4 separate regions of the Mus musculus genome follow, and all the other regions are linked to region 3. The links are chromatin loops, found by intact Hi-C in ENCODE. Cell type or tissue: heart. All regions are shown on one strand. Each heading gives the region's core, and the rest is flanking DNA. Links, peaks and the distances in the headings are about the cores only.

Region 1 (5,775 bases), core at 530-5,529, 210 kb after region 3:
GTGGGATTTTCCTTCTAATGACAATAGAGAATGCAGATGAAAGATTCCTATAGAACTTCACCATGCTTCCTTTATTTCAGTCTTACTGGTGTTCTTTACAAAGTTTACAAGTAATGTAGAGATCAAATTATGATGCTTAGATGTAATCAGTCATTGTTCAGTGACTTCAGGACTAGTCTTCTCTGCAACAACAAAGAAACCAATGAGCAAAGAAGCTTGACAAATGCACTTAAAGTATTAACATTATTTAAGAGTAGATTGAGTCATGCTAGTTAAACAAAGAGCATAAATGTCCCCACTGTTTGGCTATGCATTAAAGCTGAAGTCTCTTTGTTCTCAAAAGTCTGAACCAAAAAGATCATCCAAAAGACACGTGGCTGCCAAGACACTGCATTGGATACAGTAATCTTCAATGTGCTCTAAGTTCATCTTGATTAACTTAAATTAAATTTATATTTTGCCTTCCTTTTAAGATAGGCAAATCTGGTACAAATATTTATTTTGGTCATACTTTATACAGTCTGACAGAATTCAAAGGCATTGTGATTTATAATTTCTGCTAATATGAAGCTAGGGCTCAAATGATCATGACATTGTCCTAGCAGATGGAAAGAGTAATTTAGCCAGCAGACTAGTAATAATTTGATTTCCCAAATCCAATGACTCAAAATATAAATGTGTTCACTGAGAGATTACATGTGAAGTGAAGGAAGCTTGAATCCCTGGTAACAGTTATTTTCAGATCACATGTTTCTCTCCCTACTCCAAAACACTTCTCACATTATTCCATATGTGCTATCCATAAATTTAAGCACCATATCTGGACTGTATCCAGAAGACCAAACTCTGTCTTCTCAAAATGTTTTCTAGTGTATTAAAATTACAAAAAAGAAAGAAAAATATTTTGATATTAAGTCATATAGCATGAAGGTTTTCATTATGTTTATTGTTTGTAGTGCCAGAACCCAGAAACTTGAAGCATTTTATCAGCATGTAGAACTCACTGATAAGGTATGGGGGAACGGGAAAAACATTATATATTGTTGGTAAGGATGTAGACTGGTCTAGCCACTGTACAAATCAATATACAGGTATCTTGGAATTTCAGATTACAACTTTCATATGACCATGCTATACTGTTTCTAGGTGTTTCTCAAAAACTCAAAATCTATACACAATGAAGAAACATGTACATCTATCTTTATCCAAATTATGGAATTAATCTAGGTAGCTATCAATGGGTGACTAGTAAAGTACATGTGTTTGCAGGAAAGTGACTAGAAGACAATAATGGGAAGCCTGACTTGGGCAAGTGTGTTTTCCTTCATACACATAATCTGGGGGAAAAGAGACATGAATGCAAAAGAGGGACTACAGGGGAAGGGAGAGGATTGGGCAGAGGACAGAGGCTTAGGAGCAGGCTACGGAAGGGTGAGGATCGGGATGAAATGACACATGCATGAAAACATGAAACGCAGACTTTCCTATACTTCAGCAGTCCTGCTTCTAAACACATAAAAGAAGAGTGTTCATTTTCGGAAGACAGAAGTAGTTTGTTTTCTCAAGAAGACAGTAAGCCATTTATGATTTAATCCATTCTACAAACTTATCAATTGACCAATTTTCATAGCATTTGATATTAAAAATCGTTAATAAAATTTTAGTTAGCATATTTTAAATAGTTTTGAATTTTTTCATAAATACTCATTAGTGACAAGCTAGAATAGTTAAGCCCTCCATACACCGTGTATGTTAATTTAATAAAATAGTGTTTCAAGAGTGCTATAGCTGGGTCTTCAGATAGGTGTATTTCCACTTTTCTGAAGAACTGCCAGACTGATTTCCAACTGGTTGTGCCAGTTTCAGCAGAGCGATGGAGGAGTGTTCTTCTTTCTCCACATCCTCGCCAGAATGTGCTGTCACCTGAGTTTTTGATTTCAGCCATTCTGATTGGTGTGAGGTGGAATCTCAAGGTCATTTTGATTCGCATTTCCCTGATGACTAAGGACTTTAAGCATTTGTTTAAGTGCTTCTCGGACATTTGAGATTCCTTGTGTGAACTCTCTGGTTTTATACCCCATTTTTTGATTGAGTTGTTTGGTTTTTCTGGAGGTTAGCTTCTTGAGTTCTTTATATATTTCAGATATTAGACCTCTATCAGATGTGGGGTTAGTGATTTTTTTCCCAATCTGTGGGTTGCCGATTCGTCCTATTGACTATGTGTTTTGCCTTAGAGAAGAAGCTTTTCAGTTTCATGAGATCCCATTTATCAATAGAACTGCCTCATCCTTAAAGAAATCCCCAAGATTCTGCAGGTAAAGGTCCAAAAACTCCTGTAGGCAGAGTTTGAACTCCCGTTTCTGGGGATAATACTGCATGAGTGGTGGAACCGAGGTCCAATCCTGCACTTCCTGGGGTTGCCCTGATAAGTTCACAAACAGATTTCCTTGGCTGGGCAGCAGCTTCATGGCCTCATAAGCTGCTTGCTCTGGGTGTCTCGGGCCCTGAGACTGGCCCCTCTTCTTGTTTCCCAACATGGGACAGCCCTGAATATCTGCCATAGTTTTAAAGTCTCTGGCCCAGTGGTTATCCTTCCTGCATCGAGGACAAACTACTGGGGCATAGCCGGATTGCCCACTTTCAGCACCTCAATTCCTAGGACAATCATTTTTAAAATGACCCAAACTTCCACACTTAAAACATGCGTTATTCCCTCATTTCTGTGCAAGCATTCCTTGCACAGTGCTTCCTTGCAAAGCAGCGGCCAAGGCCAAGCCCTGATTATATGAAGGTCCAATCTCTGCACAAAGACGAATATACCCCTGCTAAGTCTGTCTGTCCTCTGTGTGGCCAAATAGAGGCACTACATGCTGTATTAGCATTCTCATAAGCCAACTGTGTAACAAAAGGATTTCCCGTTTGAGAATCTTCCAAGAATTCTACTAGCTGCTTTTAATAGCCTATCCACAAAGTTCTGGAAAAGCTCATCAGGGCCCTGCTGAATACTGGCTAAACTTTCACTGAGATCCCCTTTAGTCAGTAACTGATTCCAAGCATGTCGGGCAGCCACTGCAACTTGTGCATACAACTCCAACAGGAAACCCAAGCTGATTAGCATTGTTTTCATATTGACTTTCTCCTAAAAGCATATCAGTATCCCAATCTTGGTTACCTGTCTGAGCATTCAAAGTGGCAGTTCTCTTACTGGTTTCATGCCATTCAGAACTCCAAAGTAAGAAATCTCCTCCTGACAAGGGAGCCTAACATAGAGTCTTCCAACCTTGGGGGAGTTAAATTTGACATCATCACAGTTTCCAATAATGCTTGTGTAAAAAGCTGTAGGGCCATACTGTGCCACAGATGTTTTTAACTCCTTTATCACCTTGAACTCCAAAGTCTGATATTGTCTGACTCTATTTTTCTGCTGGTCAATTATCTCAACTACAGGAAAAGCTAGCACATCAGATATATCCTGCCCTTTCTCTCCAGCCTGACTCACAGCTCTTTCTAGTGGTATACCTCAGAATAGCCGTTCTTCCCTGTATTTGACACCTTTTTTTGTTGTTCTTCCTGTAGCTCATTAGTCAATTTCTGCAACCTAATTTCAAACTCTAATTTACTTAGTTGCATGTCCATTTAAGTAGCATCTCCTGCAGTAGAGGCCATAGGTGGAGCAGAAGGTTCACAAGGAGGCCAATCCTCATCATAATATTTGGTGCCTCCTTTTTCTGAATGAGCTTCCTCGTCTAAAGTTAGCTCATCATTAGTATCTCTATGCCTTTCTAATTTAGGGTTGAGAGGACCCTTTTCTGAGAAAACCCTCTCTGGCAGGCGTTCTTCCTGAGATTCTTCAAGCTCTCCCTAGGCACTGTCTAATGCCTGTGAGGTCTCTTCATCTTTTATGAGTGCCCAGAGGCAGAGGGTGAAATTATCTGCCTGTGTGTTTCTCAGAGCTTCTCCAATTCTCGTCCAGGTTCTCTTATCTAAAGTTCTTTCTCCTGAGAACCATGGGCAGCAAGAATCTAACGATTGTTCTTCAAACGCTACTTCTCTCGCCTGAGGCAGCTCTTGAAGGCTGCGGACAAATGACTGTTTAGAATTTTCTGACCCCATTTTCCACTGTCAACCCCTAAGTGGAATCAGTGCCGGGTCAACGCTGTCCCAACTTAGCCCATATCCTTTCGCACTTACAGCAATAATTTAAAAAAGATGAAGTTTAAAGCTAGCATGAACACAAAATGTTGCTTACCGTGCCTGATACCATCTTCTTACTTTTCCTGTGGAGCTCCACCAAGACAGTGTTCCCTCAGTTGGTCTTTCCGTATTCAAGTCCCATGTTCAAGGCGCCATCTGTAGCCACCCACAACTACATGAACTGGGTTCCTGAAAGGGAGGCTGGGGCTGTGTGGAAAGAGAAATACAAGACCAAGACAAAGATACTGATCAAGGCCCAAAGTTTACTTAAGAGTCTGAGCTTATAAGGGGGAAGGCCCATCCCCCACCACACTCTCACTGCCTTGTCGCCCAGGCTGTTGAAGACAGGTTCAGCCTCTCAGCTAGTAGCAGCATCTTGGAGAAAACCCGCGCAGGTGGCAGAACAATAGATTTATCTAGGTCAGAAGACTCCACCCTAGGTGGGCTAGTTCACAGTGGCAGAACAGGTCTAAGCCAGCCTGCTCAAGGCTGGGGGAGGCTGCAAACTACATACATAAAATATTATTGGAGAAAAGACATATGCAGCTAGAGACAAGAGCTCCGGGGTACTACATAGTTCATATTGTTGTTCCACCTATAGGGTTGCAGTTCCCTTTAGTTCCTTGGGTGTTTTCTCTAGTTCCTCCATTGGGAGCCCTGTGATCCATCCATTAGCTGACTGTGAGCATCCACTTCTGTGTTTGCTAGGCCCTGGCATAGTCTCACAAGAGACAGCTATATCTGGGTCCTTTCAGCAAAATCTTGCTAGTGTATGCAATGGTGTCAGCGTTTGGAAGCTGATCATGGGATGGATCTCTGGATATGTCAATCACTAGATGGTCTATCCTTTCGTCACACTTCCAAATTTTGTCTCTGTAACTCCTTCCATGGGTGTTTTGTTTCCTATTCTAAGAAGGGGCAAAGTGTCCACACTTTGGTCTTCGTTCTCTTGGGTTTAAAGTTTTTAGCAAATTATATCTTATATCTTGGGTATCCTAAGTTTCTGGGCTAATATCCACTTATCAGTGAGTACATATTGTGAGAGTTCCTTTGTGATTGGGTTACCTCACTCAGGATGATACCCTCCAGGTCCATCCATTTGCCTAGGAATTTCATAAATTCATTCTTTTTAATAGCTGAGTAGTACTCCATTGTGTAAATGTACCACATTTTCTGTATCCATTCCTCTGCTGAGGGGCATCTGGGTTCTTTCCAGCTTCTGGCTATTATAAATAAGGCTGCTATGAACATAGTGGAGCATGTGTCCTTCTTAACGGTTGGGACATCTTCTGGATATATGCCCAGGAGAGGTATTGCGGGATACTATGTCCAATTTTCTGAGGAATGGCCAGACTGATTTCCAGAGTGGTTGTACAAGCTTGCAATCCCACCAACAATGGAGGAGTGTTCCCCTTTCTCCACATCCTCCCCAGCATCTGCTGTCACCTGAATTTTTGATCTTAGCCATTCTGACTGGTATGAGGTGGAATCTCAGGTTGTTTTGATTTGCATTTCCATGATGATTAAGAATGTTGAACATTTTTTCAGGTGCTTCTCAGCCATTCGGTATTCCTCAGGTGA
Region 2 (5,775 bases), core at 237-5,236, 110 kb after region 3:
TGTGGTACCGAACGTTTAGAGTCATGAGATTCGCACACGGCCATCTCTATGTACCACCAGCTCTAACTAACCCAGTGGATAAAACTCAGTCCTATTTCACCGGGATGGAGAAGAATAGAGTCAAGTTGGATGAATTGTGGATGTGGTGACTGTGGTTAGGTGGTGACTCTAGGAGACCAAGTACAACCAAGAACGTGATTATGGCTTTCTGCAGATGTTTCTCTGAATTTGGAAAAGATAGGAAAGGGACAGTGCCACCTGTCTCCAGAAAGGAACACTAAGTTTACATTTTCCAGTGAGATATTTTTGTAAACAAATTCAAGGTAATCGCTGATTAAAACTCCTAATTGTCAATACATTTCACAAAAGTAGACTTTGAGTTTTTTGTTCTTTTATTGGTGTTGAGATTTGGGGTTTTGTTTGTTTGTTTTCATAATTTCACAGGTTTTTGTTCAGCAATATATGTAGAAACTATGGCCTTTTACCATCCAAACAGCAAAAATTCAGCTTTTTTTATAATATCAATTGAATTCCAGTCCCATAAAAGGCATTGTCACATAAACAAATTCAAGACTAATATGTGAAAAAAAAAAGAATTCTTAAGTGAACTTCAAAGTGTGCAGTAGATTTATATTTTCACTTTTGTGGCTTATGGAATGTTTATGATAGTAACCTCAAAAAAAAGACAAAGATATCCTTTTAAAACTCACCTTTCTATATCCAGTCAGAATAACAAACTATTAGCCCATAGAGATAAAGATAACTTCATTAATGGCGATAGGAAGCTGACTCGGATGTAAGCAATTTCCGACTCTTATCTTCTGTTTGCAGTCTCAACTTCAAAAGAGTAATGAGAATCAGCTTTTCCTGTTCGTATCTGAGAGCCTCTGTGAAGGCTCCAAGGAAGTGTTCACACGTAGGAAATCACAGGATAGCCTTTGGAAATTCAATGTTACTATAGTTTAAAACATATATTTTTTTTTTACTAATCAACTATAACTAAATAATCATAACTTTAAGCACTCCTCAGAGATTAAAAAGTAATAAAAATATGGGCTGACGATATGTTGTTGGTAAGTACAGAGTGTGAAATGTACAATGATTACTGCTTCACAGTGTAAAAAATGAAATCATCTGTATGCACTTAAGAGGAGAATCCAAGTAGCACAATGGTAATCAAGTTAGGTAGATTGAATATAACGGAAAAAAATATTTTTGATGCACTGTTAAAACAAAATAAAATCATAATGATGAATTTTAACTAACTATGGCCTAAACAGTTCTTAGAAATTAGAGCAACAAGTCCTTTCCCATTTACATTGAAACATTCCGTGCTCAGGGATTGCTCATGGCACAATGGAAACTAAAGCAGAAAAGCAAAGTAAATTAGAACTGTCTACAATGGTGACGAATGACAGTGACCAGTCCAGCAGGGGCCATTGCATCTGAGCAGAGACGAAGGCGGTCTCCCCTACTCTCCACCCCAGCCCATAATCCTCTCTAACCAGTGCCCTATGGAGAACTTTTAATTTTCTATAAATTTATAACCTTTAAAATAAAAATAAAAACAAATTGAAATATTTTGGTCATTTACATAGTTAATTCAATAAACTCACACACAACTGTACATGCACATGTACGAGCAAAGCAAGTTACATGAAATCGTCAGACACATTTTTTTGAAAGATTTATTTATTATTATATCTAAGTATACTGTAGCTGTCTTCAGATGCAGCAGAAGAGGGCGTCACATCTCATTACTCATGATTATAAGCCACATGTGGTTGCTGGAATTTGAACTCAAGACCCCCAAATTTTTAAAAAATGTATGTTTATATTGTGTGTGTGTATACATGTGGTGGGTGGAGGTCAGTTCCCTCCTACCCCAGGGATTCTAGGGATAGAATTCCGATCATCAGGATGGAGACAAATGTCTACCTGCTGAGCCATTCTACCAGCCTCTAGACATGTAGTCCTAGTTTGCTTGTCTGTTTCCATGACAAACACCATAATCAAAAACAACTTGGAGATAATGATTAGTTCATATTTTTGGTCCTCTTATATAGGGCTGCCCTTTAGCTCCTTGGATACTTTCTCTAGATCCTTTATTGGGGACCCTGTGCTCCATTCAATGGATGACTGTGCATATCCACTTCTATACTTGCCAGGCACTAGCAGAGCCTCTCAGGAGACCACTAACTATATCAGGCTCCTGTCAGCAAAATCTTGTTGGCATCTGCAATAGTGTCTGGGTTTGGAGGTTGTTTATGGGATGGATCCTCCCTGGGACTAAACCACTAATCAAAGAAATCACATGGTGGGACTTGTGCTTCTAGCTGAAGATGTAGCAGAGGATGGCCTAGTCAGCCATCAATGAGAGGAGAGGCCCTTGGTCCTGTGAAGGTTCTATACCCCAGTACAAGGGAATGCCAGGGCCAAGAGGCAGGAGTGGGTGGGTTGGGGAGCAGGTGGAGGGGGGGAGGGGATAGGGGATTTTCAGAGAGGAAACTAGGAAAGGGGATAACGTTTGAAATGTAAATAAAGAAAATATCTAATTTCTAAAAAGTAAATAAAAAAAGAGAAACAATTTGGAGAGAAAAAAAGTTTATTTTAGCTTACAAGTAACAGTCCTCCTGACATCAATTAGCAATGGAAGAAATGTCCCAGAATCATGCCTGCAGGCCAATCTCATGAAACCAATTCTTGGTTGTGGTTCTTTCTTCCAATGTGACTCTAGTTTCTCATCAAACTGACAAAAGCTAACCAGTACACATATATTTTGAAAACTAAATTTTAACAAAAAGAAATGAATACATTACACATATCTAAATAACCATAACTTTCACTGCTTCAGAGGGAAAATATTTTCATATAACTTTCAGATAGAAAACTTTGCAATGTTTTTTTAGCTTGAAAGCTAGAGTTAACACCGTTTTTAAGTCACTTCCCCTTTTCTCTATATAGTTTATATAAATATAAACTTAACCCAAATATCTTAGCCTAGTTTGCTTACAAATAACATGGTTCAATACTTTCTGTAAATAAATTTCATCTACAGCTATAAAATAATGAAACAACTTGTTGGGATGAAGAAGAAGAAAGAAGGAGGAGGAAGAATAAGAATAAGAATAAGAATAAGAATAAGAATAAGAATAAGAATAAGAATAAGAATCAAAAGTAGGCTAGGCTAGCCTGGTCTACAGAGAGAGTTCTAGGACAGTCAAGGATTCACAGAAAAGCCCTGTCTCAAAAAAGATTTTTTTTTAAATAAAAATCCCCAAAGCAATGGAATAGTAACAAAAACAGCACATCCAACAGGTAAGAATTCAGATTCCTTTTAATTTCTAAATTAAGCATTAAAAGTCAACATGTGAGAGAAGCTGGTAGCAACAGGTATTTCAATGAATAAATCAACTGATCTGTAGTATAATGAATGGCTATGCTTAACATCTTGGTTTGTACACATAAATTCCATAAGGAGGCTAAATATTTTGTTCATATAATGGTTTCATTTATAACAGTTGTAGACTCTAAAACAAATATGTAAACAGAGCAACAGAAATTTTATTCCTACTTCCAAAAACTAAGTAAATTATTGAAACCCAATTTACTGGTAACACCAGGACAAGGCAAAAAAATCTGAGCAAAAAAAAAAAACTGAAATTGTGGCCCAGGAGTCAATTCCTGTTCATCTACAAAAAGTAAAAAGAGAGAGCAAAGAAAACTAGCCTTAGTAGTTGGGCACATTTGGACCCAAGTCCCACATATCAGATAGGATGGGGAATCTGCAGCAAGACTGGCAATCTTTCTTAAGCTGTTTCTGAATTGTAAATGAGAATAATCTCAGGTGCTTCCAAACCCATGGAGATCAAATAAGAGAGTCTGAAAACAGTGTACATTCAATGAAAGGTATTAATACTGCAGTTGTGAACAAATTTTGTATAATTAATGGTATAATTCCTCTTCGGACTTAAAAGAAGCCTTGGATTCTGCGTATGGAAACATAAAAACGAGGTCACCAAAAGGGGAAGACTTAGAAAACTAACGAAAATTAAAATGTAACGTTCAAAACAAAACAAAACAAATTTTCCATGACATGACATTATCAGACAAGGAATCTCCAAAGATGCTCTTGACTTTGTGTTCTGTTGTCCATCTACTGCTGGCCATGCAGCTTACCCTTAAGAGTAGTTTCTTGGCCCAGTGAGACTACATTGGAGGAAACTACATTTTCATTTGCAAGTGGTTATCAGTGGGAGATAGCTCTGCATTTGTGGCAATGTCACGTGCCTTTTTCTTAGGATCTTGCCCTTCTGTTTGTTTTGTCTTATTTCAGTGTGCTAATTTTTTTTATATTTTTTATTTTATTATTATAGCTTAGATGCATATTTGTTGTCTAATAAGAGACAGAATGGGGAAACTGGAAAGAGTAAGCCATAATTAGGATATATTAAGTGAGAAATCTATTTTCAATAAAAGGGGATTAAAAATGAAAGAAAGTAGTTTAGGTAATGTTTTAATACAGAAATTTTGATGTGTAAGTTGCTAGAAGGGCATTTCAGACAAAGAAAACAGGTTCCGTTAAGGTAACATGGTAGACTACAATGTTTGGTTATTTTAACATGAGTTAGTGGTGCTGTCTCATACAAGTGCGTTGTAAGTCTTTAAACCATGTGGAGAAGTATCACTTGAGTCTTAACAAATTGATAGCAATTGGACTGTTTTGAACAGGTAATTACCTATTAAGAAATGTTACCTCTTACCAACATCATTTCTGTTGTATTTTGACCCTTAAAGCTCATGAAACTACTATCAATATCTAGCAATTAAATTTCCAGTGAGTATATAACTTTAAAGTTGTCTATGTTAAAATTTACTTAAGCCCTGTGGTGTTAAGAAATACTTGTGAAGGTTGTTTTGTGCCCTTATGAGCACTCTCTTTATAGGGTCCCAACGAGCATCCCTAGATCAAAAAGGGGCAGCCATCAGACAGATTTTCAAAATGCTTTATAAAGGAAAATATGAGCAAATTTGAGAATGTGATGTTCTCAGAGACACCAAGGTTTGACCTCGTGATGAACCAATCCCCCTCTCTTGGAAAGCCTTCTAGGTCCCTTTGGAAAGCACTCTGTTTCCTTGCTACTGCATAATAAACACAGGATTATCCCCCATCCAGTAAACATCCCAGGGAATTAAAACAGCTGGAGTATGAAAGAGAAGCTCGCGCACATGTTTCGGGATAACTTCCGATTAGATGCATCTTTAGATTATTCTAAACCACACTGTTTCTGGCTTGAATATGAAACATGTTGAGAGTTTCTGGAGGTCGTAGTAGTTTCTGAACGCCAAGCTGTGTTCAGCCTAGCAGAAAGTCTTCTTATCCCTGCGGGCTCCCACAGGCTTGTGGAATAAAAGTGAGTTGTGCATCGCTGGTTTGCTGTGGTCTCTGAAACCATATCAAACTGCTTGTGTCATGCTCTTCATTCAACAGATGGAAAATATTGCCTTGCAGCTCAGTGCCAGGAAGGGAGGCTCATTGAGAGAGGTGAATAGGGGCGCAGATCAGCTCAGAGGCCATGCACATTCCAGTGAGGGGTTAGCAGTCAGGAAAGGTAGGAGTTCACTGAAGCAAGACAGAGAGGAATGGCCAGGCTGCTTTTGTGATTGATGACCAGTGCAATGCAAAGAAAGAAGAGAAAATTAGCAAAGAAAGACATTTCGGTATAGAACACAAGCAAATAAATAGAAACCATCACAACCAGTTCTAATGATGAT
Region 3 (5,775 bases), core at 399-5,398:
TTTTTAAAATAAAAACAAACGGTCTTTCAAAAGACAGGAAAATAATCTAATACTCATCTTCAAGCCATGTTTTCCCTTGTTTCAGAGACTTTTAAAACAGAAAATATAAACACCATGAGAAAAACTATATTAGCACAAACAGACTACAGAGTGTCATCTGGAAACTTTGAACAGGAAAATATTATTTTAAGGTTACAAAATGGAACAAGATATCCATTTAATTTTTGTTTGAACAAACAGCAAAGTAGCATTAATAGCTATAGAATTCATGAAAACAAGAAAGGGAGGGTGTGTAATAGTGAACGTGAGTGTTGGGAGAAGCTTGACAAGGGAATTATCAGCTGTTGGGTGGAGCCCCTCAGAGGGCAGTTCCCCTAGGTTCCTGACTGCCACCTTTACAGAGTGTCACTGATAGTGTCAAGAATTGGTGCTTGCCTATGGGATGGGTCTCAAGTTGGGCTGTTTATTAGTTGGCCATTCCCTTGGTCTTTTCTCCATCTTTGTCCCTGAATTTCTTTTAGACAGGACAAATTTTGAGTCGAAAGTTCTGTGGGTGGATTGGTATCCTTATTCCTCCACTGGGGATCCTGCCTGAGTACAGGAAGTGGTGTCTTCATGATCCATATCCCCACTGCTATGTGTCTCAGCTAAGGTCACCAGCATTGAATCCTGGGAGCTTCCCCCATCACAGGTCTCTGGCAGGTCCTAGAGATCCCCACCACCTCACCACCCCTGAAAGCTACACTTTCTTTATTTTTCTACTGATAGACACCTTGGCAAAGGCTGGCTATTGTGAATTTACTGCAATAAACAGAGAGGTACAAGTATGTTTGTTGTTTGTAAACAGAGTCCCCCAGGCACATTCTTAGGTGAGGTATAGCTAGGTCATACATTAGCTCAATGTGAGGATTGTTTTGTTTTGTTTTGTTTTGTTTTGTTTTGTTTTTTAAGGACCTATGATAAAGATTTCCTTAGTGACTGAACTAATTAATATCCAAACCAACATTTGTACCAATAAGAAATTTGCAACTGCCTCCACCCCCATTGTTCCCAACATTCGTTGTTGCTTGTTTTATTATAATAACCTTTCTGATTGAGATGAGATAACACCTATGGAGTTTTAATTTGTATTTCCCTGATGGCCATGGATGTTGTTGAACATTTTTTCCAGATGCTTATTGGACATTTATATAATTTCTTTTGAGAACTCTGATTAATTCATTAATCACTTTTTATTGCATGGTTTTCTGCTATTGTGTTCTTCAGTTCTTTATCTATTTTGTATATTATTTCTCTGTGAGATGTATAGCAGTCATTTGCTAAGCTGATTGTTTTTCTTGCTGTTCAAAATTTCTTCTGTTAAATTCAAGTATTTCTATTTGTAAATTTGAGGTTTTCTTTTTTGTTTGTTTTTTGTTTGTTTGTTTTTTGATACAAGGTTTTTCTGTATAGCTTTGGCTGTCCTGGAACTCAATCTGAAGACCAGGATGGCCTCAAACTCAGAAATCTGCCTGCCTCTGCCTCCCAAGTGCTGGGATTAAAGGTGTGTACCACCACTGCCCTGCTGAGATTTTATTTCTTGAGCTAATGGAGTACCCTAAAGAAATGTCCCCATATTTTCTTCTAAAAGTCCCACAACTTTGTGACTTATGGGTTAAACACATTCTATACATTTGTATAGTGTATACTTTTATATTTTGTATTTTAAAGTCTTCACTCTTCTAAATATAGTGATTATCGAGCACCATTTGTTGAAGGCAAGATCTTTTATCCAGTGTGTTTTTAACATGTTGAAAGAATTCAGGTGCTGCACCTATGTAGGTTTCTTCTGAACCCTCCGTGCTGTTCTATTGATCTGTGTCTGCCTTGTGTTGCTGCTATGCTGTTCTCGTTGCTATGGCTCTGTCGTGTGCACACACATAGACACACACACACACACACACACACACACACACACATGAATGAGGTGGGGGGGACAGAGACAGAGAGACAGAGACAGAAAGACAGAGAGACAGACACAAAGACAAAGAGAGAGAACAAAAGTGGTCCTCAGAAACTGAAATCATATGTGAAATAAGAGATGTACAGAGAAGAAACTGTGAGAACAGTTGAGAGCACAGACTGTGTCTGTATGGTCACTTTCATGAGGATAAGTGAGTCTCTATGTACATTTCAGTTGAGCAGGTACAGGGCTATCTCTGTGCGTTATCAGGACAGCAATAAGCAGAAGATTTAAGAGACTGAAATAAAATTGTGTAATATAATTTGGATTGTATAAGCCCGAACAAATTCTAGGTGTTAAATTCGTAACATGTATGGATTTTACAATTTTCTAATTTCCAATTAATATCTATTTAATTGATTTACTATTAATTTTAAACTTGTACATTAATTCATTTCAAATTATTGCTCTTTCATTATTGCAGAGTGCTTACATTTGCATAAGGCTACTAATAACTCAATCATGGAGTAGAAAGAAATATATACTGCATCATCTACTCTATCACCATAACTTTGTATGTCTAAGTAAGATACAATAAAAGGAAAAAGATAAGGAATTTAAATTATGTGCAGTGTTTAAACAGTGTTTAGGAATGTAGAATTTAGAAAATAAGGCTTTTTTCCCCTTCTTCAATATCTACACATAAATTTCTGTGATAAGAAATTATATTTTTATTACACTAGTTATATTTAAATATTTATGATATTATTGATGATCGATTGAAACAGCTTGGGTAAAATAAATTAGGTCTCTTCGGCCTGAGGCCATTAAAGCATTCATTGCAGAAGGAAGTGAAATTGGCCTTCATGAATTAACCTCCTCCCTATCTGCTGGAACGTCCTCTAGTCCTGGCTACAGTACATTCCTGTGAGCTTCCGCTTAAGCCCTCTGCCAGACTTAATGTTATTCCTGAGGGAGGAAACCTGCCAGAGCTATTTCTCATTTAATTTGCAAGGACATCCTGTTTAGGTACTTATCAAAAGAACAAAATAGTTGATGCCAAATAGCACAAACTCTGCTTTAGAACACTTCACAAGCAGGATTGAAGTAACAGCAAACACCTTGAGGGAACTGTAGCTTCCCTCTTACAATCTAGTAAGTACCCACAAAATATGACTTTGAAGACTATGCTTTTAAAATATCTGTATTTGCTTTACATACACCAAGGGATTTCTAGGTTTGAGGATATTGCTGAATCATTTAGAATAGTTATTTAATGCTATAATTCACTAGAAAAAGAAATATTTCGATTGAACCATATGATAAATTCAAACATTTATCTATTTTGAATAAATAATTATTTAACATAAAGTATTTATTTTAATTATAATTGCCATGGTTAACAAGAAAACAAATTTTACCCACTTTATTACATAATCATTAATGTTCAAATATATTATTTAGTTTCATGTAATTTAATTTCCTAACTTAATGCAGACCATTCCAGTTTTCAATACCCCTGCTGTGTGTCATATAAAATAAATGTAGGTACATTTTGATTTTGAAGTTTTTTATGCCCCCCCAAAAATGGAATTGTTTCTACTTTTATGGACTGTGGCTATAACCTGTAACTTTAATATATAATTTATATTATAAATTATTATTATATAATTTATATTATAAATTATTATTATATAATTTATATTATAGTTAGCACCGTTGTAACACATTGTTTCTTATGTGTGCTTGCTTTTTTAAGGAATTTCTATCAACTAGATGACATCATGAATGTAACAGTAGTAAGGTTGGTAGTGAAATCACTCCTGATAAGAGGAGTTTGAAGTCTATTAGGAAGTGGAAGAGCAATGAAGTGACTACCCCTACGAGAACATTTTACATCACAGTTGCAAAGAACACATCTATCCTCTTCATTAAATCAACTGGTGTCCTTGAAGCTCCGGCTCAGCTGCCCTCTGACCCAAGAGAAGCAACAAAATCCTAAATCTCACTCCTCTGGCAAGATCCACCAGGAGGTGATTTGTTGAACAGCTTGTTATGTGTGTTGAGAGAAGATCTTCTACAACTATTAGGAACAAACACAAGCCCAAGTTTTGAAAAAGTCAAGCAAAAATGAAATTGAAATAGGATAGTAAGTTTATTTTATTTTCACAGTTAATGGTTTCCATGGAAAACCATTTTTCCCCTTTTAGCTTTTACATTTCTTTTTATTGAGATAGATTTTTGTATGCAATATATCTTGATGTGGTTTTTCCTTCCCCCCATCTTCTCCCACAAGAAACAGATAAAGACATAGACACAGACATTCTCACACACAGAAATCATATAAAGATAGAAAGTCAGAAACGATGCTATATAGAAAAGACCTATAGGGTTAAAATAAAAATGACCAGACAAACAATTTTGTAATTAAAAAAGATGAAATTTCTTTAGACTTTATTTTAAAGACCCCTAAAATATTCTGTAGGAAGATGACAAATTAAGATAGAGTAGTACCTAGAGCTGTAGAGTCAGTTCCCCACCTGCCCTAAAACTCTCTATTATTTATTCACAGAATGAAACTGCTATACTCAGTCATTCTACACATCATGAAGTACGTTTCTATCAGTTCTCCCTTTGTACCAAAGGCCACCAAAGGCTGGATGTTTGCAGTTGCTGGCAGTTGTTGTCTGAAATGCTGTTAATGACAGGCAGCACACATTTCAGAGCCTGGGAAAGGTCCCAGTACTGAATATTCTCCGTGCTGCAGGACAATTGCTTTATTACTTACAGAGTAAAAAGTCAGAAGCAAAAGGACTGAAGCAGAGCCACTTCTTAAGACTATCAGAAATTACAAAGAATCATGTGCGTTTTGTGATCGTGTGAATGAAATATAACTGCCTGCTTTTATTATAAAATTGCACTTATTATAAAATTGTTTGGGGTCATACATTTCCTCACCAAGATATATATTTTTTAGAATAGAAGTATATGGAAAAAAATCAATTTGAAAAATTCAATTTGTGAGAATATAAGAAAAACCAGTGTGAGAAGGGGTTCTTTTCAGGGACATAGATGAGCACAGGGTTGCAGTTAAAACATTCATCAGCAAACAGTGACACAAACGAACTTTGAAATCTAGGAACAGTCAAAGAAATGTTCCCCAAGAAATCTTTAAGAAGTAGCCTTGTACAGAAAGTAGCAAGTTTTCAATTAAGTTTCTATCATTTAAGTTTGGAAACAAAAAACAAACAAACAAAAAAACCAAAGTGTGTATTGTTTGCTTTATCGTACATGATTTTAGGAAGTCTGACATTTGAATGACAGCTCAAAAATGAGTAAAAAGTTGACGTCCCTTGTATTTAATGACTTACTAGGTCACCATTACTTACAGAAAGAACACACTGCAACATCGGTGATTAGGCCAGTTTTAAGCGACCAGCATGCCTTGTATCCTGTGCAGATTTCTTGATTTAGTCTAAGAATTACAGTGGAATATTCTCCCACTTGTCCTGGACTATTCATTTCCTGTTATTTGCTCGATCCAGAGGCCAAGGGCTTTTGGTTTCTTGCCTTTGTCATATATCTGCTCAGGAGTGCTATTTAAGATGACTCTGGTCCTCGTGACCACAAGGTAAGTTACTGGAGTTGTTTTCCCAAAAGACTAGCAGCAGCACATGTGTTTAAATGCATTCCCCATTGTCTTGAGAATTTTCAAATAACTTGAGAGCAATCAAATGGACTGCACACATGGAACCATAAGTTAGAGTACTTTATTTTTTTTAAGGAAAGACATCATTGACTAGCAATTATGAATTGCTTTGACTTAAACGTTT
Region 4 (5,775 bases), core at 396-5,395, 680 kb after region 3:
AAAATTAAATAAGAAAACCAGTAACAACAAGAACAAGAACAACATAACACAGTATTATAGACCTGGCACACAATAAACAGTTAACAAATTAATGAGTAAATAAATATTTAAAATAATTGTACAATATTTAAATTTTTATACTTAAAAGATGAATTGTTATAAATGAACACAGTGGGTAGTTATTTTAAATTGATAATCATATTTATTAATGATTATTTTATAATAAAATTGGGACACATCTGGAGAGTCTATATAAAAAATTCTTAATGCTAGCCCAACACTGCAGTTAAAGGAGGGCAAACAGAGGTCCCCATTCTTAAGCCATAAGTAGACAAACTCGGTTTGTCAAGCTTCAAAACTGTACCTAGGACTGCTCTCGACCACTTTGTCCCCCTTCTCCCTCCTTAAACCAGGGTGGAAAATTGTAAGCTTTACAAGGGAGACAAATATATAATGATGTAATAAGCAAAACTTAAAAATCTATCAAGCACTTAAAAGTCTATCAGGTAGCAATTAAAAGAAATGCAATATAAGGACCTAAGTATTAAATCAAAGTCGCATTAAAACAGAAAGCTGGAGGACCCCGACACATACATATACAGCAGAGGACTGCTGGTCTGGCCTCAGTGAGAGAAGATGCAACTAACCATTGAGAGAGAATCGAGGCCCCAGGGAGTGGAGGGGCCTGGTGGGGTGGGAGGTGGGGTATGGGAACATTCTCTTGGAGACCTGGGGGAAGGGTGCGGGGAGATATGGAATGGGGAGCAGTTGGGGGAACCTTCTGGGAGGGGAATGAAGAATGGACTGTAAAAAATGATTAAAGAAAACAAACAAACAAACAAACAAACAAACCCAGAGAGCTCGGGGAGGGGTGAGCCTACAGGATGACTTCAGAGGTGTATCAGGCCTTTTGGAAGGAGAAAGCTTTTTTCTATCACACAGAAGAGTTGTAGATGCAGTCCTTGTTGCTGTTCTGCAGACCTATGCCTTTCATCACCTCTCTCCTCTGGCACAGGCAATAGAGTTCAGAGAATTACTGTTCTTCGGCGTCCATCTGCAGAGCTAGGTGGTATTCATCTGATCTCACCCCGAGTCTACGAAAAGTCGGCATGCTTCCTGGAAAGACAGAAACCTCCAAACTGGCCAGCTAGGAAATAAACAGAACCTGACTCTGTTGTAACATGGGAACCTGGGCCTTAAGCGTTGACATTTCCACAGTTGAAAAATGGACCGGGAACCCTTATTCGGGCCCACATGGATCTTTGGTGAGCTCTTATGGAATCATTCTGACAAGAGGTTTTTGAACTTGTGACCAGAATATTCTTAGACCATCTCGCTGAATTTAGAATCTATAGATTAAAGATGAAAGGATGAGAATTAATAAATGATGTGTTCTGCTCAGGACTAAAACTACACCTTTCCTTCAGCTGCCAGAATTCCTGGAATTATTCTGAACTTGCACTTTTCTGTTTATAATTATAACATCTCCCTCTGGAAACCATGTTACTGTTCTTCTTGGGGCTTGTAAAGTCTTACCCATCTTCTGATTAAATTATCAGTAATGATTTGCTCTGCCTCAGTGATAAAGGGACTTGCAAGATTTCCTTTACCAGTGACAGTGGAAGAAAAGGCAGCAGCAGAGACTCGCTGATTGGCTCCACTGGCAAGCCAACTTCTAGACCCCTGACCTTTGCTAGCTCCATTACCCTGGCCTTAGCTCACCCCTCCGTTCTAGCTGTTTGTTCCTTTCTCATTGTTACAAAATGCTCGACACAACCCAGAGCAGTAATTATTTATCTTGAGTCATGGTTTCTAGGACCACTTGGCTTCAAACACTTCAGTGGAGCATGATGGTAATGAGAAAGTATGGCTGAGGGGTTCTCTGCTTTATGAACAGGGACCAGAGAGGGGGCAGGAAGGATCCAGAGCCAAGTGTTCCCCCAAGGCACACTGTAGTGACCTTCATCAAGGCGTCGCCTCCTAAAGTTTCCAGAATACCCTAAACTAGTGCCCCGAGCCAGAAGCAAGGATTTTAGCATATGAGATTGGAGGAGACAGTTCACACATCATAAAGCATTGTGTTAGATGTGGTAGATGGACTGTTCAATGAAGAATCAGACTCAGTTTCCATGTTCAAAGGAGTACAGTCTTGTGAGGGTAGAGAAGAAGGCCATCCTTCACGAGGTAGCACAACTGAGAGGTGACACAGCTACTAAATCTACAGAGGCACAGGCACACAGCTGCCACATGATCTTGTGCAGACTCTAGAGAAGTCCCTCAGAAAATGGAATGGGGTTACCAGAGTGTACCAGAGTGGGTAATGGGGATCCAGAGATGTGGGGCAAACTCATGGGATCCCTGTGCCTTGCATTGTCCCTAGCCTATAGGCATATAGATGTACAGACCTTGGATTTGCAGTCTCTCGGTGACGGACTGTTACCTGCATGCATTTTAATTCAGATCTTCCATTTCTCAGGCTCAGCGCAGGCCTAGAACTGCTTCTGTTCCTGGCGTTGGTGCACGAATCCCTTGTTGCAATAGAGAATCTAGGCTGTCTAGATTTAACACCCAGTCCGTGTCCCTCTCTTTGGGCACCGAGTTTTGCTCTCTTTCTGCTTTTGGTAGGGGTTGGCCTTAACACCTGCTGCACAGCCTACCCTGATATTTCTCTGGGCTTCTGCCCACGTGGCTTCCGCACTCTGGTTCATTCTCCAGCGCCGTTGGCAACTTTCACCTATTTTGGGCTCCAGGGATTTCCAGCTGTCTCCTAGTTCTGCTGAAAATGGAGTTTGCAAATTTTCGTTTCCCGTCCTCTTTGTTGCTTTTGGATGCGCTCCAGGTGGAGAAGGAGCTGTACAAACTGCTTGGGCCAAGTTCACACCATGAGTTGCCTCCCTCACGGTTCTCTACGTCTATAATTTTTCCACAGTTGAAGACTGTAAATTCAGTTAGGAGACCTCGGATGAGGATGACTAATAACAGGATTAGGAAAGTTCTCATGAATGAAACGCTATTGGAAAGATAATGGAAGAGAGTACTAACGCTAAGAGCCTCATTTGACTAGGCATGTCCAGCTAGACTGTGAGAACACTTTTCCTTCTCTTTGCCTCGTCGAATGTGAGGTGAGGAGTGTGTTGTCCACTTCCTCCATTAGACAACAAATGAATGTAACTCAGTACTCCTAACCCTCTTGCCCTGATTTAATCCATCCAAGCTCATACACATTGTCTATCTCACATGTATAATTCTGTATTACAGAATGCTATTTATTTTTCACATCTATTTATTTATTGTATGTGCTGGATGTGTGGGTGTGTGTTTGGCACAGTGCATTTGTGTAAGTTAGAGGACAGCTTGTAGGAGTCGGTTCTCTCCCACCACGTGGGTCCCAGCCACTGAACTCTCTCCACTGAGACATCTCCCCCAAGTATGGGTCATTCTAAAGTTATTTATTGTATTCCTGAATTTCTAAAGAAAACTGTCTATCCTTGCCATTGTAATAAGATATGCAACAACGTTGAAAGAAAGAGTAATAAAAAGATGCTCCAAATTAATAATTGCACCCACATTTATTTTAATGAAATTCATTTCATTTCGCTGTCAACATTTTTGGATATTGACCCTTTTCACAGCGGTTCTACTGTGGAAGTTAATATTACCTTCTACTTCAGGTTGTACTTTTCTAAGAGAAACAGTGAAAGTTTCTGAAATTCTCTCGAATCACTCAGATTGCAAAGAGACACGCATGTGGCTGCCTAACCTGTTCTCCTGAGCGTGGGACACGAAACCTACCTGCTGGTTTCTAGGTAAACATGGTATGCATGTCTACACCTGGACATTATTTTAAAATTTATATCAGTTCCTTCCTATGTTTAATCTTATTTGGATGATAGATATGTTCTAATATTCTACTTCTCTTTTCATTAAATTGCGACTTCAGAAGCTAAGGGTTGGAGGCAGGAAAGAACCATTTTGAATGATGTTAAATGATATTGATATTGAACTTTAACAGCCTTCACCTCTCAATCCCCCATAATTCGTCTCATGCCTTAATTATGGCTGGTCCGACCTATAATTTGGCTATAATTTGCTTCTCTGAAAAAAGTTTAAGAAATGAGTCATTTGTTTTTAATCCTTATTAGTAGATACCCCCTCCCCCCATTCATTTTCCCACCTTCTAATTTTTGAATACAAAACGGTGAATCATGAAGTCACTGGGATTTTCCTAAGCATGTTTGGCAACCTCTTCCCACCTCTGGCCTGTGAAGAAGTCTAATTTGGGATTTTTATTGCAGGAAGAAGTCATTTATTGTCTGGACAAAATTGTGTTGTTGAAATGTTGAGAAGGATATGCTTACGACGCAAGGAAAAGTTCATATTGTCATTTTGCAGAGTTTTGGGTAACATCTTATCTTGTGGACAATGCAGTAACTTCATTCTAAAGTATATCTAAATTAAGGCTTAAGAACAACCTAAAACAATCCTTGCTATGGCCAGCTTCAAAATTACCTGTTACATGATTGCCCAGGTTAATAGGAGAGCAGGTAAGTGCATTTTTCTAAGGTGGTGTTTTGAGCTTTGATTGAAGAATAGGTATTCAGTGTTGCATGATCTAGTGAGCAAATGAATGAAGTGTTACAATCTAGAGAAAGTGGGACGCTCACCTGTCCAGTTTGCCCAGGGTGGGATGCTAACCAGTCCAGTTTGCCCAGGCTTGCTCTGCTATTAAAACTTGAACTCCTTTTCCTATGAATCCCTTCAGATTCTGTGGCCTGAACTGTTGATTATGTAGACAACAGCAGATCTCCTTTCGCTCTTTGTAGACTTGTTTCTGTCAGCCTGAATGCTGCTGACACTTGGCCCAGGTTTGTAAGATTATCCCCCATCTCTGTATTATCTGTGGTTTTTTCACATTGCAACAGAATTGTGTAGTTGCAACAGTGTATGCGGCCTACCGAGTTGGAATTTGTTTTAAAGATCTGTAGTTTTATAGTTTAATATGAAGTAATACATTTTACTTAACTACAAAAGTGCTTAACACTTTTGAAAATTTTCTTAGGTGTGTGACATGGCTCAGTTGGTAAGTGCTTGTTGTGAGTCATTCGGACTACGTCAAGCTGCAGGTGCTGGAATGTACTTGTGGTCCTGGTGCTGGAGAGGTGAAGATGGGAGATCCAGCCTGGTCCTAATCAGCAGTCCTCAGTTCTCGGTGAGAAAGACCCTGTCTCCAAATCCAGGGTGAAGTGTTGCTGAGGAATTACAGCTGAAGCTGACTTCTGGGTTTCATACATACATGTGTGCAGGTACACCTGCATGAACATGCTCCCCTCTCCATGAATATGCCAAAACAAAAGCTATCTTTGAAAATGTGTAGTTCAATTCAGGTTTATCCTAGATATCACTAACAATTTATGATTTTTTTTTATTTAATGCACTGACACGCTATGGTTATCCATAATATACATGCCACTGTAGTAAGTTTTAGAAATAAATACAAAAACAAAAAGGACACTCTCTGCACCTTTACGGGAGTTTGTTCCTGTAGGTAATACTGGTAAAATATAAGTAAAATGTGCAACTGTTTAGAAGTGAAACGTTTAGGTCAGGTAGGTCAATGAACTAAGAAAGTGATCAGGTTTTAAACATTAACCTTTCTCTTCTTTCTTCCATTTCTGCTGTCAGTCAGGATAAAGCAAAAAGGAGGGGAAAAAACAATTCTTGGTTTCTTAATTCAGTGATTTGAGATGGAGACTTGTATCTGCCACTTAGATAAAC

What was found. A loop is a pair of places that touch in the nucleus more often than their neighbours do. Peaks named below come from ENCODE experiments on the same cell type or tissue, not always from the same donor. Only the 100,000 strongest peaks of a DNase experiment are listed, where the experiment ranks them.
Region 1: it touches region 3 in a loop (4-fold over the local background); 5 of 42 quality-filtered maps call a loop at or near these places.
Region 2: a loop joins it to region 3, with 2.6 times the contacts of the local background. A loop is called at or near these places in 2 of 42 quality-filtered maps.
Region 4: it touches region 3 in a loop (2.8-fold over the local background); 2 of 42 quality-filtered maps call a loop at or near these places.

The regions. Positions count from the first base shown.
Region 1 is chr14:106,216,656-106,222,430 of GRCm38, reverse strand. No RefSeq gene overlaps it. Among named protein-coding and RNA genes, the nearest start is that of Gm36107, 46 kb to the left of the region's middle. In heart, for the core only: a CTCF peak has its summit at 2,848; no DNase peak of the experiment used is centred there.
Region 2 is chr14:106,313,998-106,319,772 of GRCm38, reverse strand. No RefSeq gene overlaps it. Among named protein-coding and RNA genes, the nearest start is that of Gm41240, 47 kb to the left of the region's middle. In heart, for the core only: no CTCF peak of the experiment used is centred there; no DNase peak of the experiment used is centred there.
Region 3 is chr14:106,422,011-106,427,785 of GRCm38, reverse strand. It overlaps 1700128A07Rik (RIKEN cDNA 1700128A07 gene), which reads left to right. Exons shown (of 4, transcript NR_045938.2): 3 at 3,702-4,091. Among named protein-coding and RNA genes, the nearest start is that of Gm41240, 61 kb to the right of the region's middle. In heart, for the core only: no CTCF peak of the experiment used is centred there; a DNase peak (open chromatin) is centred at 2,875.
Region 4 is chr14:105,738,101-105,743,875 of GRCm38, reverse strand. No RefSeq gene overlaps it. Among named protein-coding and RNA genes, the nearest start is that of Gm35967, 13 kb to the right of the region's middle. In heart, for the core only: no CTCF peak of the experiment used is centred there; a DNase peak (open chromatin) is centred at 2,695.